Linked DNA regions of Homo sapiens: region 1 is linked to region 2. A link is a contact called in ENCODE Hi-C data. All regions are on one chromosome and are shown on one strand. The core of a region is the stretch at or near the end of the contact, and the rest is flanking DNA. Distances in the headings are between cores, read along the strand shown.

What was found. A loop is a pair of places that touch in the nucleus more often than their neighbours do. Pooled maps may share reads with other maps.
Region 1: a pooled map shows a loop between it and region 2 (8-fold over the local background). The contact joins the promoter of NSA2 here to the promoter of BDP1 in region 2. A Hi-C loop is called at or near these places in 6 of 50 pooled maps.

Annotation. Positions count from the first base shown.
Region 1 is chr5:74,765,581-74,773,169 of GRCh38, reverse strand. It overlaps NSA2 (NSA2 ribosome biogenesis factor), which reads right to left and starts at 5,921. Exons shown (of 6, transcript NM_014886.6): 1 at 5,807-5,921; 2 at 4,052-4,239; 3 at 3,806-3,956; 4 at 2,360-2,539. The coding sequence starts at 5,809. GFM2 (GTP dependent ribosome recycling factor mitochondrial 2) reads left to right here and starts at 6,053. Exons shown (of 21, transcript NM_032380.5): 1 at 6,053-6,232. RefSeq lists an enhancer at 5,901-6,340.
Region 2 is chr5:71,449,589-71,457,177 of GRCh38, reverse strand. BDP1 (BDP1 general transcription factor IIIB subunit) reads right to left here and starts at 1,527. Exons shown (of 39, transcript NM_018429.3): 1 at 1,089-1,527. The coding sequence starts at 1,300. RefSeq lists enhancers at 740-1,665, 1,666-2,592.

The sequences.
Region 1 (7,589 bases), core at 4,672-7,171, 3.3 Mb before region 2:
CAAATGATGTAACAAGGATCAGCAGGTTAAATGACTTGTTTCCAGATTAAATGGTGAGTGGTAAACAGACTCAAACCTTAATATCCTGATTCCAAGTCTTTATATAACTCGGCTACCTTCCATGATGAAAAAAGGAGTGGACTGTCAGCTTTCTTTAGGTTGATGGCAATATGAGACTGGAGGAGACCCAGAGGAGTCTTTGTTACAGAAACTGGTTATGGAGTCACCCAGTCACCTAATAAGGTCTTTTAGGGTGTAGTACTTTAAACGTCACAACATTTTGCAGTCTTCATTTTTGTGTGCATGGGGATGGGGGGAAAAAATCACTAAATCAGTTTCTTAGTAACAGACTCATTAATCAAGCTTGTAAGAAACTGACACCATTCAGGATGCCATCTGATTATAATGACAAATCTGTGAAACTACAGAAAACCTAGAATAGCCTGACTTGTATATTCTCTCCCTGTAGAACTGTTAAGGCTACCAAAATATATTCAGACTATGAATATGAAACCAAAACAAGTCGAGTCCATGATATAATCCGGGGTGGGCAAACATTTTGTGTAAAGAACCCAATAGGTAAACACTTTAGGCTTTGTCAGGCCATATGGCCTCTGTTGCAACTGCTCAATTCTAGGGGTAGGGGTTATGCAATATGTAAATGAACAGGCATGACTGTGTTCCATTAAAATTTTATTTACAGAAACAGGCTATTTGCCAATATTTTAATCTATTAAAAATTACTCACGTTGGCCGGGCACGGTGGCTCATGCCTGTAATTCCAACACTTTGGGAGGCTAAGGCGGGCGGATCACGGAGATCGAGACCATCCTGGCTAACACGGTGAAACCCCGTCTCTACAAAAAAATACAAAAAAATTAGCCGGGCGTGGTAGCGGGCACCTATAGTCCCAGCTACTCGGGAGGCTGAGGCAGGAGAATGGCGAGAACCCGGGAGGCGGAGCTTGCAGTGAGCCGAGATCGTGCCACTGCACTCCCGCCTGGGATACAGAGGGAGACTCCGTCCCAAAAAAAAAAAAAAAAAATTACTCAGGTTGAACACTAGGATTATGGCATGTTGCAACTTTCCTCTCTCTGATACTTTGTTTTTTTGAGGCTGTGTATCTAACTGGGAGAATAGTTCAGTCTCTTTGAAGGGATTTTGCAAAAATATATCTTCAACTATGTTTCTCCCCAGGGGTGGGGAAGTTTGGGGTCACATTACTATTGCTGCCTTCAACAGAAATTAAGCTATATTAAATTATCTTCCTTTTTTCAAAGATTTTCTTTTTCTTTTTTTCTTTTTTTTTTTTTTTTGAGACAGAATCTTGCTCTGTCCCCCAGGCTGGAGTGCAGTGGCATGATCTCCACTCACTGCAAGCTCTGCCTCCCAGATTCACGCCATTCTCCTGCCTCAGCCTCCCAGGCAGCTGGGACTACAGGCGCCCGCCACCATGCCCGGCTAATTTCTTGTATTTTTTTTTTTTAGTAGAGATGGGGTTTCACAGTGTTAGCCAGGATGGTCTTGATCACCTGACCTCGTGATCTGCCTGCATCGGCCTCCCAAAGTGCTGGGATTACAGGCGTGAGCCACCGCGCCCGGCTTTTCAATGATTTTCAAAAGCATTTAGATACTTTCCTTATCAAACTGGAATTGACTCTTATAAAACAGTCCTACTCAAGTTTTCGAACTGCTGTCAAAGACAAGAAGTGTTTTGAGACCTAGACAATATCAGGCATATTGTAGATCACTAGTTTAATGAGGAAAATATGACTGTGGAAAATGAAGATTCTAATATGTCATGTTTAAAAGTCAGAATTCACTGACAATGTCTTATGATACTACTTTTTCAAATCTCTCACGAAGCTGAAAAGATTTTTTTTTTTTTTGAGACGGATTTTTGCTCTTCTTGCCCAGGCTGGAGTGCAATGGCGTGATCTCAGCTCACTGCAACCTCCGCCTCCCAGGTTCAAGCGATTCTCCTGCCTCAGCCTCCCTAGTAGCTGGGATTACAGGCGCCCGCCACCACGCCCAGCTTATTTTTTGTATTTTTTAGTACAGATAGGGTTTCACTACATTGGCCAGGCTGGTCTTGAACTCCTAACTTCAGGTGATCCACCCACCTCAACCTCCCAAAGTGCTGGGATTACAGGTGTGAGCCACCGCACTGGGCTAAAGATTTTTGACTAGTGGAAAAAGTACTAAATAACTTCTGTCAATAAAATAACAAAAATTGCATAAAAATATCTTTCAACCTGTTCCACATCAATTTAAAGAATTTCAGGAAATGATAATGTTCTTTATCCGATTTAATAAAGTCAACTAACATTTCGGTCATTACACTCTTCCAAGGACTTACCATTGGCCTGATGAATCTTTCATATTTAGGTGGTTTTCTTGTAAAGCCATCTCCAACAAAGCACACTTTAGTAACCATTCTCTTCCATGCCTTCTTCTTTCTCTTTCCTGTTCGAATAACTTTTAATACTTCTGTTTCTCCCTGGGCACGTACTTTAGGCAGAGGGACTTCCCATTTTCCCTAAAAATATGCCACAGTTAAAAGTTTATATTGTTATTAAAGGACAATGAGAATAAGTCAAATATGTTTTAGTTGTACAAAGTAATAGATCTATTTTTTTTGCTTGACCATCAACACATTTTTGGCTCAACCGTCTTCTAGAGGTCTGTATTGTCTCATAAGCTGCAAATTAAACAGAACAAGTTTATATATCATGGGTATGTTAAATAAATGGTTGGCTTAAGCTAAAAATCTTAATGCTGTGTTATGGGTGAGAAAATACCACCTGTAATGTGGTGGTTTTTTTTTTTTTTTTTTTTAGATGGAGTCTCGCTCTGTTGCTCAGGCTGGAGTGCAGTGGTACAATCTTGGCTCACTGTGCAGCCTCCGCCTCCTGGGTACAAGCAATTCTCCTGTCTTAGCCTCCCGAGTAGCTGGGACTACAGACACACACCACCACACCCAGCTAATTTTTGTATTTTTAGTAGAGGTGGGGTTTCACCACATTGGTCAGGCTGGTCTTGAACTCCTGACCTCAGGTGATCCACCTGCCTTGGCTTCCCAAAGTGCTGGGATTACAGGCGTGAGTCACGGTGCCCAGCCGATAGTGACTTCTATAAGCAGTATATGTGTTTACTAATGTTTAATAGCATAATACTGGAAGAGTGTTTCCACCTCTTAATATGTCTCTGTATTTCTTCCCGAGATGGATCTGTAGATCACTAGCAAGACAAAATCCTCACCAGATGTTTTATGCCTCCCTTGAGTGCAAATTCTATGAAAAAACTGAAATAGTGTAAGGCAGTAAAAATAATTCTTTAAATATAAATACTGCATATTCTTTTATCTGGATTTCTGCTAATCTATTTACAGGTGTTTTAAAAAGCCACATTTTTTGTGACAACTCAGGGAGTTTTCCACCATTCTACTTTTTAACCAAGTTTGGCACTACAGGGCAGCACAAATAAGAAGCATTTGTATTTTTCTTTATGACTGCATAGCACTGTGGGTTTTCAAACAGGAAGACAAATATTGAATTTGAAATTCACTCCTTACCAGCTTTTTAATTTCATATGGCATTCTAATAAATTTTTTTTATAACTTAAATTTTAAAACCTTATGATGAGAAAGCAAGTTTTTTATTAAATTTACAAAGACTTCAACATCTAAATAATGGGAATAATAGCTGTACTTCATGTTTGAAATTAAACCGAGAAACAAGAACCTCAAATTTGAATTTAAGTAATTCTCCTAAACAAAACAAAGACTTCAATTGTTATTGCTTACCGCCTTCTCTTTTCTTTTCTGTTTAATCATATTGGAAAGTACTTTAGCTCGAGATTGTCCCTCTCTGTCCAGCAGATAGGCAGGTACTGCTCCCTGTGGTGTCTTTTCATCATTCTTTTGTTTGGTGTTTCTCTTTTCATGCATCTTGATACTACCAAGAAGGAAAAAAGATTCAAGATTATCTGTTTTAATAATGATTACTCAAAAGATGTTAACTTGTTATGACAAATAAATGAGACCACTTACGTCTTTTTCATTTGTATTTTCTCAGCATGACGCTGTTTATGGTAAAGCTTAGCCTTCAGACCAATCATTTTCTTTGCCTTCTTTGAACGTTCATGAGCCTCTCGACTTTCCTTCTTTCTCTTTTTCTCATGGTAATCCAAACGGTATCCATAGCGTTTACGGTGTAATTCAATATATTCATTCTGTGGCTATAATGATGGAAGAAATATTATTTTAATTTTTTAAAGTACTGACAATTATTCTAAAATGCTTTCTTTTACACAGCACAAAGACCCTGTTTCATCCAAATGTTCACTTACTTAAATGATTCTTGCACCATTAAGTTTATTCACATGATGTAAGTTAAATTTTGGTCTTGAATGATATGAGGCATCAGGGCTTACATCTCTAATAATCTCATTAGGGAATGGTCCAAAATCTACTGGACCACAAAAGGGATGAACTGATTACAGTATCTTTTTTCCTTGACATAATTTGCTTTTTTAATAACACCTTCATTTCACATTTAAAAAATTTAAGTCAGTTTTATTGAAGCATAATTTACACACAGTAAAACCTGTCCTTTTTAGGTATACAGTTCTAAGTTTTTCCTAACTACACAGTTCTGTAACCACCACAATCAAAATACAAAGAATTTCCATTTCCCCCTAAAATTCCCTATGTAACTTTTAAGTCAATCCTCTTTCCCAACCCTCAGTTTGATACCTATCCCTACAGTTTTGCCTTTCCCAGAATGAAACAGGGATCAACAGTAGTACATAGCCTTTTGAATCTGGTTTCTTGCTTTTGGGATTCACCCAATTTGCTGCAGGTATAGGAACTTCAATCCTTTTTATTGTTGAGTAGTATGCTATTGTATGGATACACCACTGTTTACCCGCTGACCAGATGATAGGTATCAGGGTTGTTCCCAGTTTTGGGTGATTACGAATAAATCTGCAATAAACAACTGCATGCAAGTCTTCATGTGGACGTGTGTTTACTGCCAGACCGTTTTCCAAAAGTGCATTATTTTTCTTTTCACCAGCAATGTATGGGATGCTTTTTGCATTTTAGACACGTTTTAAACACGCGGCCAGGCGTGAGTCTATTCGTATTTTAAGGCTGCAAAAATAAAAATGATACAAAGCCAAGTCCAGCACAGAGAGCAATGTTAAGTAACAACCAACAAGGTGTGCTGCTACCAACTGCTATCACATAAACTTTGCAGCAATCACATGAAGGGTGTATGGAATGCCATTTTGCAAAGAAACGCAGATTATAGAGACGTAACACAAAGAGAAAGGACCTGGCAGTTAGATCTGGGCCGTTAAGCCCGGCTTCGCAATTCATTAGCTGTCTGGTCTTTGGCAAGGACGCCTTCAGTTTCCTCAGCAGTAAAATGAAGGGGGCGGGACTGACATCTAAGACTGTACAAGGGACAACCATATTCCCATTAGGCTCTGGGGCTGATAACCACGCTTGTGGTGAAATCAGGAATTTTTAGGACTCTTAGCGGTGGATCAAAAAGAAAAAAGAAAACAGGACAGAGTAAAATCTTGCTCCAAAGCTTGTGTTCTGGCAAATACCGTCTGTGTCTCGAATGTGAAGTTGTTTCCACTCCTCAGAGCCCACCCCACGGGTCTACCATCCTTTTCTCTTGGCAGTTCTCATTTCCGCCTACCACCGCTCACCCCCTACCCCAGCGCCCCAGAGTCCTCAGGTCCCACTAACTCAGACGCTGTGTGTCGCGAGCGTCCGAGGCATCCTCCTTACCATGGTGACGGCCGCAGAGCCGCCAGGAGCAGCCGCTGGAGTGCGAAAACGCTCTCAATTTTCGGGTCTCAAAGACCCACAAGCCCACACCACGCAGGCCGGGACAGGAAAGAGTCACCCTTTAAAACGGCCGAGTGAAGAGCAAGAACCACGCAGCGGTTCCGAGCCTCTGTTTTCCGCTTTTAGCTAGGAGGACGGAAGTTGCTGGCAGGCGGCATTTGGCCGGTACACCGCCGGAAGTGTGGAGGTGTGGCTGCCCGAGGCGGTAGAGCGGAGAAAGCCTATTTTCTTTTCGTTTAGATACATTGCCTTTTGCCTAGGCTGGCGTCGAGACTTGAGGCCGTTGCAGACTTTGGCGCGGCTCGCGCCTCCTGCTTCAAGAGCCCAGCGGTGAGAGCTGGCCTGCGGCACGCGGCCTAATGCCAGGTGAGTACTGCTCCGAGCTGTGAGACATCGCGCGCCTGTGACCCTGTCACAGCGCTGGGTACCGCTGACCTTTCAGGCTGCGACGGACACAGCCAGCCACGGAAGAGGACAACAGGGCCTCCGGACTCCCCTCGGTGTTCGCTCAGTATGGAAGTTTTTCTCTATCATTCGGCGAAGTCGACTCATCTTTGTTCCGGTCACTCTGTGTAATGTGTGCATGATTGTGAAGGATACTGAGGAATGAAAACTTAGTGTACAGAAAAATGGAACTACTGGGGCTTTGCAGCTGTTAGAAAAGAAGAAGATAACATTCTGGTTTTTTGGAGGTACAGGACTGATTCCAGAAATTTCTGAGGCATTTTGGTGCACCGAATCAAATGCTGAGTGGACTTGTATTTAGTGGCCCCCTAGTGTCAAGAAGTAATTAACTACCAGAAAGTACGTCTACTTAAATACACTATCAGGTTTACCCTTTTACTGCACAGTTGCAGAAGTTCCCTTAATTACTTCACAGCTTGCAGCGTGATTCAGTTGATGAACAAAAAGAACTGTACCAAAAGAATACTTTCATTAATTCTTAGTGCTTGTATTTGAGGCAGTATTTTGTTTTTGTTTTTGTTTTTATGGGTATTTTGAGACGGCATCTCGCCCAGTCGCCCAGGCTGGAGTGCAGGGGCACGAGCTCGGCTCACCGCAGCCTCGACCTCCCGGGATCAAGCGATCCTCCGACCTCAGCCTCAAAAGTAGCGAGCTACAGGCTCGCGCCACGAAGCCTGGCTGATTTTTGTAGTTTTTGTAGAGATGAGGTTTCACCGTGTTGCCCAGGCTGGTCTCGAACTCCCGGGTACGAGCGATCCACCCGCCTCGGCCTCCCAAAGTGTTGGGATTACAGGCTTGAGCCACAGCGCCCGGCTTTGAGGCAGTTTTTGTTTTGTTTTGAGACGGAGTTTCAATCTTGTCGCACAGGCTGGAGTGCAAATGCGCCATCTCGTCTCACTGCAACCTCTGCCTCCCGGGTTCAAGCGATTCTCCAGGTTCAGCCTCCCAAGTAGCTGGAATTATAGGCGCTCGCCACCACACCCAGCTAATATTTTTGTATTTTTAGTAGAGATGGGGTTTCACCATGTTGGTCGGGCTGGTTTCGAACTCCTGACTTCAGGTGATCCACCTGCCTCGGCCTCCCAAAGTGCTGGAATTACAGGCGTGAGCCACCGAGCCCCGCCTTTGAAGCAGTTTTTTAAGGCTCCATTTTCTAAGGTGATCTCATCATTCTCTTTAAAACCAGAAATAGTAACTAGCATTTGTATATTTTAGGTACAGTACGTTATATAATCTCTTTGCCTTTAATGCGCCCCTC
Region 2 (7,589 bases), core at 278-2,777:
GGGCAATTTATTAAATTATCAACCATCACGCACTCACACATAATTAACGAAATCTCTGAGAACTTTATTAATGTAACAGCGACTAGTATCGGTATCTCCTTTCTGTGTAGAAATTTTGAAACAGATTCATGTAATAAACTTGGAAATTACTAACCATCACTGAACTATCAACGTAACACCATACACTCAGCACCAGTTCAGGCCAATAGAGGAAGATGTTCCAAAAATAAATAAATGTTTCACCTTCCTATCACAGCATAAACAGAATTTGTACTATCTCACTTCACTTAACAAGGCTGTTTACTGATTTCCTCATATATATAGAAACAGAGACCATCTTAGCCTAACATGTCTTAAATTTACTCCATCACCTTTCTAAAAAACTAGTAACTTTTTGCGGGCAACTATTCTGCTATATCCCCTGCAAGGTAGTTAATATGAATTATCTCCAATCTGCACCAAAACGCTCCAAGTAGGCAATATTATTCCCATTTTGCAGATGAGCAAATTCTGCCTGAGAAAAGTTTACCTGTAGACTAAAAGAGTCCTGAATCCAAATATGATACATGACGCTAAAGCCATGCTTCTCTATTCAGGAAACACGGTCACCATAGTTAAAGAGGCACACTTCAATTAAGTGACCAGAACTCTTACTCACTGACATAAATCGGTAAAGCCAAAGCAATACTTATCTTCTCCTTTAAAAAATAAATATTTTATAAATTGAAAGACAAAAACACTTCCCTGCAAAGCACTCCAGAAGGATGAAAACTATAGTGACCTAAATTCTCAAATGAATAGTGTGGATATTCTTCACTTCAGGACTGCCATACCCCGATTCTCCCTACCACCACTTGAAGACATGGTCTCCTCTCGGAGAATCTATAGACCGTGACAAAATCCACACAAGCCACACCCTGCAGGTCAGACAACTAAACTGCAGTTTGGAGTGGTTTCATCAAGCCTCAACTGAAAGGCTTACTGCAAACGAGAGCGGACTCCTGTGATAAAATTCATTTGCTCAGCTTCCAGGTGACATGCCCGGAGAGGCGGGACAAATGAAAATTCTTCCCTCTGCAACCTCTTACCTGCTCCTAGGAGCCTTTTCTTGGGGCTCCGCTCCACCGAAATCGACTGTGGGCACATCTGTGGGCTCCGCGGGCTTGGAAGCAGAGTCCGTGGCAGGATCCGGCGGCCTGGGAGACTCCCGTCCACGCTGGGGATTGGAAGCTGTGGAGCCCCTGGCGCCTACACCAGGCCTGACATTCGGCTTCACGCTAAGGCGTGCCCTGCGGAACATGGCGGAGGCAGGGGGCCCGGGGAGGCAGCCTCACGGCCGCTCACAGCCCCGAGCCCCGGCGGCTGCCCGGAAAGGGGATTAGGAACTACGCCCTCCCCACAAAGCCACACCACCAGCTCAGGGGGCAGCTACCGTAGTTTCACTGCCCCGCCGCCGCCTCCTCCTCTCTCCCGCCGCCGCCGCTTTTTCATGACCCTGCCACACACCGATGGCTAAATTTCACCCTCCTCCCAGCATCCCCGCGCTCACAGGACGCCGCAACTGATTGCGCCATCAGCCAGCGCCGCAGAATGACGTCAGACGCACAGCACTGGGAGCCATGGTAACTACCAAGCTACTGAGACTGGGTTACCTGCGGACCAGAAATTGAGATGCAGAGATATTTGCTCTTTCTTCTCCAGGAGTCCTTAGGAGTAGTTGAAAAGAGGAACAGAAGAAAGTCCACTTCTCTGCTCAAACCTTTACTGGAACTATTAAAATCGCTGGCCGATTTTGTCTTTTGAAGATCCTGAAGGGTTTAGAAATTCTAAATTGAGTAGACATAGATTAAAAATGCTGGTGTGAAGAAACTGATAATAGTTACCTCCCAGGAGAGGAATGTGTTTCTGGAAAACACGTCGTGGTAGGAAGACCATTTACCGTACGCCTTTGTGTACTTTTTTGTTTTTGTCCTTTGAGACAGGGTCTTGCTCTGTCGCCTAGGCTGGAGTGTGCAGTTGCGCGATCTTGGCTCACTGCAGCCTCCACCTCTCGGGCTCAGGCGATCCTCCCGTCACAGCCTCCCAAGTTGCTGGGACCACAGGCACGCGCCACGACACCCGGCTAATTTTTTTTTTCTCGTATATTTAGTAGAGACGGGGTTCATCATGTTGCTTAGGCTGATCTTGAACTCCTAGGCTCAAGCGAGCCACCCATTTGGCCTCCCAAAGTGCTGGGATTACAGACGTGAGCCACCACGCCCAACCTCCTTGTGTACTTTTTAATATGAATGTATCACCCGAGATCGTACCACTACACTCCAGCCTGTTTAAAAATTATTATAGTTGAAACCTTGTAAATTATTGTGAGTGTTCTTAATCTGCTTCAGGAGGTAGCAGTAAACAAGACGTTCTGGATTTGGGAGGAGAAAATACAAAAAAGAAATGAACAAGATATTTTTAAAATGTATCAGGCCCGGCGTGGGTGCCTCATGCCTGTAATCCCAGCATTTTAGGAGGCTAAGGCAAGGCAGATTGCTTGAGGTCAGGAGTTCGAGACCAGCCTGGCCAACATGGTTAAACTCCATCTCTACTAAAAATACAAAAATGAGCCAGGCCTGGTGGTGCAAGCCTGTAATCCCAGCTATGGGAGGCTGAGACAGGAGAATGGCTTGAACCCTGGAGGTGGAGGCTGCCGGGAGCCAAGATGGCACCACTGCACTCTAGCCTAGGCAACAGAATGAGTGAGACTCTGTCTTAAAATAAATGAATTAATTAATTAATTGCAATAAAATAAAGTATATCAAATGTCATGAAATAAATTTAAGGGTTGAATGCCGGGTATGGCGAGGCACGCCTATAATCCCAGCTACTGTGGAGACTGAAGTGGGAGGATCTCTTGAGCCCAAGACTTCCAGACCAACCTGCTCAAAATATTGAGACCCCTAAAACAAATTACCTACATGCGGTGGCTGTGATGGCTCCCACCTCTAGCTCCAGCTACCTGGAAGGCTGAGGCAGGAGGTCCAGGCTGCAGTGAGCTATGATAGTGCCACTGCCCTCCAGCATGGGTGACAAAGTGAAACCTTGTCCTTAAAACAAAAATTTAATAATAAGAAGAAAAAAAAGAGAGAAATGTACAGGATGATGTGATAGAAAGTAATGGGAGGGAGGCTGGCAGTAGAGTGGCTAGGGAAGTCCTCTATGATGAGAGGAAAAATAGCCAGAGCTGAGGTTGGCCTTGGAGGTATTGGGCCAATGTTTGAACCAGTGATACAAATCCCCTGACTCATGGGAACACAAAGGCCTGACTTTCTTCTTAGAAGGAAAAGAAAATCCTACAAGAATATGGTGATACATTAATAACAAAAGGTCAAAGGAATAAAATTCTGAACTGACTGAAGAAATTGATCACCTAAAGGGAGAACAAAAAAGAGGCAAGTGCTTTTGAGAGTAGGAAGGCAAGACTGAAAGCAGAGAAGAGAAAACATATATCTCTAAGACTATGAAGAAAATGAAGGTCTGGAGGCCAGGCACAGCTCGTGCCTGTAATCCCAGCACTTTGGGAGGTTGAGGCAGGCGAATCACTTGAGCCTAGGAGTTTAAGACCAGCCTAGCCAACATGGTGAAACCTCATCTCTACCAAAATTACAAAAATTAGCTGAGCATGGTGGCTTCTGCCTGTAATCCCAGCTACTCAGGAGGCTGAGGTTGGAGGATTGCTTGAGCCCAGGAGGCGGAAGTTGCAGTGAGCCAAGATCACACCACAGCACTACAGCCTGGGTGACAAAGTGAGACCCTGTCTCAAAAAAAAAAAAAAAAAGAGAGAGAGAAAGAAAGGAAGGAAGGAAGGAAGAGAAAAGAGGAGGTCTGTGGATTCCGTGGGCTCCCTGCAATACTCTGGAAAAGGAACAGTATCTCAGTTTTATCTTCTTTATTTAAAGAAGCTCAAGAATTCGAGAGAATACCCTGCTAAAGATGTCTCAGGAATCTTGGAGCCACTGCCAGGTCTACACAGCTTTGAACAGCATATTCTGATACCAACTGAAGACACAGGGCCTTTCCCCAGATGGTCTTCTGTTCCACTTAAGAGACTAGGGCATTGTCCCAAGTTTTTACAGGTCAGAAAGTAAATAGTGACTAAGATTTAATTTCCCACCAGTAAAGGGATGGGAACAGAATCAGATTAAATTTTATTATTAAATATAAAGTCATAAGACATTTGTTACACAAGTTTGTGGAGTAAATTCTTAGTGGCATCATACGAATTTTTTAAATCTCTACTTTTCTCTGAGAGACACACACAACACATTTTGTGTACATGGGGTATATCATGTGTAGCCCTACAACTTAAGAACTGCAAAATTTCAGCTGCAAAGAAAAATGTTCAATTAGATTAAATTGAGAGCACGTACAAAAACAACTCTGCTACTCACCGGCCGGGCGCGGTGGCTTGCGCCAGTAATCCCAGCACTTTGGGAGGCCGAGACAGGCGGATCATGAAGTCAGGAGATCGAGACCATCCTGGCTAACACGGTGAAACCTCATCTCTACGAAAAAAAATACAAAAAACTAGCTGGGCGTGGTGGCGGGTACCTGTAGTCCCAGCTACTTGGGAGGCTGAGGCAGGAGAATGGCGTGAACCCAGGAGGCAGAGCTTGCAGTGAGCTGAGATCGCACCACTGCACTCCAGCCTGGACGACATAGGGAGACTCCGTCTAAAAAACAAAACAAAACAAACAAAAAAACTCTACCACTTACCTTCCAATCCCACCCCATTCCCTCTTTAGATGACCTTATCTCTATAAAGAACTGTGCCAGAGGTTGGAATGGTTGAAATCTCATGCTTGAAATCCCAGCACTTTGGGAGGCCGAGGCAGACAGATCACACGAGGCCAGGAGTTCAAGATCAGCCAGGCCAACAAGGCAAAAAACCGTCTCTACGAAAAATACAAAAATTAGCCGGGGCAGGGTGGCAGCCGCCTGTAATCCCAGCTACTGGGAGACTGAGGCACAAGAATCGCTTGAACCTGGGAGGCTGAGGCTGCAGTGTGCGGAGATTGCGCCAGTGTACTCCAGTCTGGGCAACAGAGTTAGATACTGTCTCCAAAACAAAACACGGTGCCAGAAAGTCAATCTTTTCCCTTCAAGTTACTTCACTAAGTGGAAGCAGAGGCTAGCAGTATTAAGGAAGAGAGGTGGGGTGTGGGGATAGGATAGTGATGTGTGCGAGGCTCTCTGAATTTGAAAGAATAATGACAGTAAGAGCTAACATATTGAGTTCTACCATATGCTGGGGACCTAGTACTTCACATACGTTAATTCAGTTAATGAAGAAGGTACATACCTCCCCATTTTACAGGTAAGAACGCTTTAACATAATGAAATACTGTCCAAGTTGACACAGCTACTAATTAGTAGAGATGGACTTTCAACCCAGACAGTTCATCTCCAGAGCTCCTCAGTCTTCACTTTCTCCACCTTCTCTAAAATAGACGATTTTATGAGGTAATAATTGAAGTTTGGTCGCATCTCCTTGAGGATTCGTTATCCTTGTTACTAATGCTTTTGTACTGTATAAATTTCAGATCTTCCAAAATAAAAGTTTTTAAAATATAGGGCAATGTGGGGTATCCAAATCATCTCAGTTTGTAACAATGTTATCGTTTTGTTTTTATTTTTATTTATTTATTTTTTTTGAGATAGAGTCTCACTCTGTCGCCCAGGCTGGAGTGCAGTGGCGCGATCTCGGTTCACTGCAAGCTCCGCCTCCCGGGTTCACACCATTCTCCTGCCTCACTCATCCTCCCCAGCAGCTGGGACTACAGGCGCCGGCCACCACGCCCAGCTAATTTTTTGTATTTTTGTATTTTTTTTTTTTTTTTAGCAGAGGCAGGGTTTCACCGTGTTAGCAAGGATGGTCTCGATCTCCTGACCTCGTGATCCACCCGCCTCGGTCTCCCAAAGTGCTGGGATTACAGGCGTGAGCCACCGCGCCCGGCCTCTTTTTGTTTTTATTCTTTTGTGTGTGTGTGTGTGTGTGTGTGTGTGTGTGTGTGTGTGTGTGTGTGTGTGTATAACAATGAAAGAGATGAAGTAATTATACGCTACATGAGCCACAGAAGCATCTCTACACGTGTTTCTACCAATGGCAGATGGTCCACAGCTTTTACTAGGTTCCGAGGTTATTCTGGGCTATTCTGAATTGTGGTTAAGACTGCACTCCCTGCCATTCTCTCCCCACCGAACAACCTAAGCACAGTCAGTAGCCTAAAACTCCTGAAGCACTGTGGATCGTGACAAGGGCACTGGAATAAACTGGAAAATAAATATGCTTTAGAGTCCGTCTTAAATTTTATTCTCATATCAATTCCTACGCAGTTAAGTCTGTCTCTTATGCAAAATGAAAACAATGAAGCCTAACTTGCAGAGTTGTGTTTAGAATAAGGAAGGAAAATATGTAAAGGACAGTGCCTTTTGCAGTTACCCTCAATCTGTTCAGTCTCCATCCGCCCCTCTCCGCCTCCGCAAGGGGATGAATGAAAGCTAATGTGCTTTGCCAAAAAGTAAGATATTGTAGTGTTTATTGTGATTTCCTATTAAAAAAAAAGTGGGGAGCTGGTGGAGCCCCTGTGCCTGGCGCACAGTGGGGAAAATCCACACACGCCTATCCCTCCGGCAGAACAGAACCCGCTTTCTGGGCTCTCGCTGGGCTCTCCCAGGCGTGTGTAGCAGCAGGGCTCCCGGCGCCGCCAAGTCTCCACGGGCTTCGGTTCTCGTTATAAGAAACGTGTTATAATTATTTTAAAACATTTAAAGAATATTCTTGACCTTAGCAGTTTTTTTATCTACTCCATTTACAATTTCAAATCAATAATTTCTGGCTGATTTTTTAATTACTCGAACTATGAAATCAACACATCCTTGCTATAATGTTATTTATAGTATAAAGTAAGTTGTTTGGGGCACCGAAGGGTGTGAGAAGGGAGAAAACATGTATTTGCAGACAATAATTCCTTCTTAATTGCTTGATTATTTCTGAATTAGGTAGAAAGAACATCACAAATTATTAGTCAAATAGATGTATTTTCATAACTGACTGAAATCCTAGAGATAATATAGTTTAATTTCCTCAAATTTTCCAATGAAATTATTAAATAGAAGCTTTTTAAATGGCTTCGGGTTAGAAAACTACTCACTGCTAGAATTTTGACTATAGTCTAAGTTTTCTGATATCCAGTTTAGCTTTCTTTTTTATCTAAAATTTCATCTTATCTTAAACTCATGAGTATATGTGTGTGAAACCGGAATCAAAAATAAAAATTTCTCTTGAAGGCTGGTGAGTTTAGTCATTCAGCCTCCATGATTTAGACATAAGCAGAAATATGTATAATACATGAGAATCTGTTAGCATTCAGCAAACCTCTGTGTGATAGTATTAGCTTGATGCTGCTGCTGCAAGATCAATTTGTTATTAGTTAGGTGGCTTGTTTATGTATATGTATTTATAGATCCATTTAAAATAATTAACGGTAATTTTTCAAGGTCTGTTCAGATAAACCACCACAAACAGTGGTAGGGAGGTAATAGCT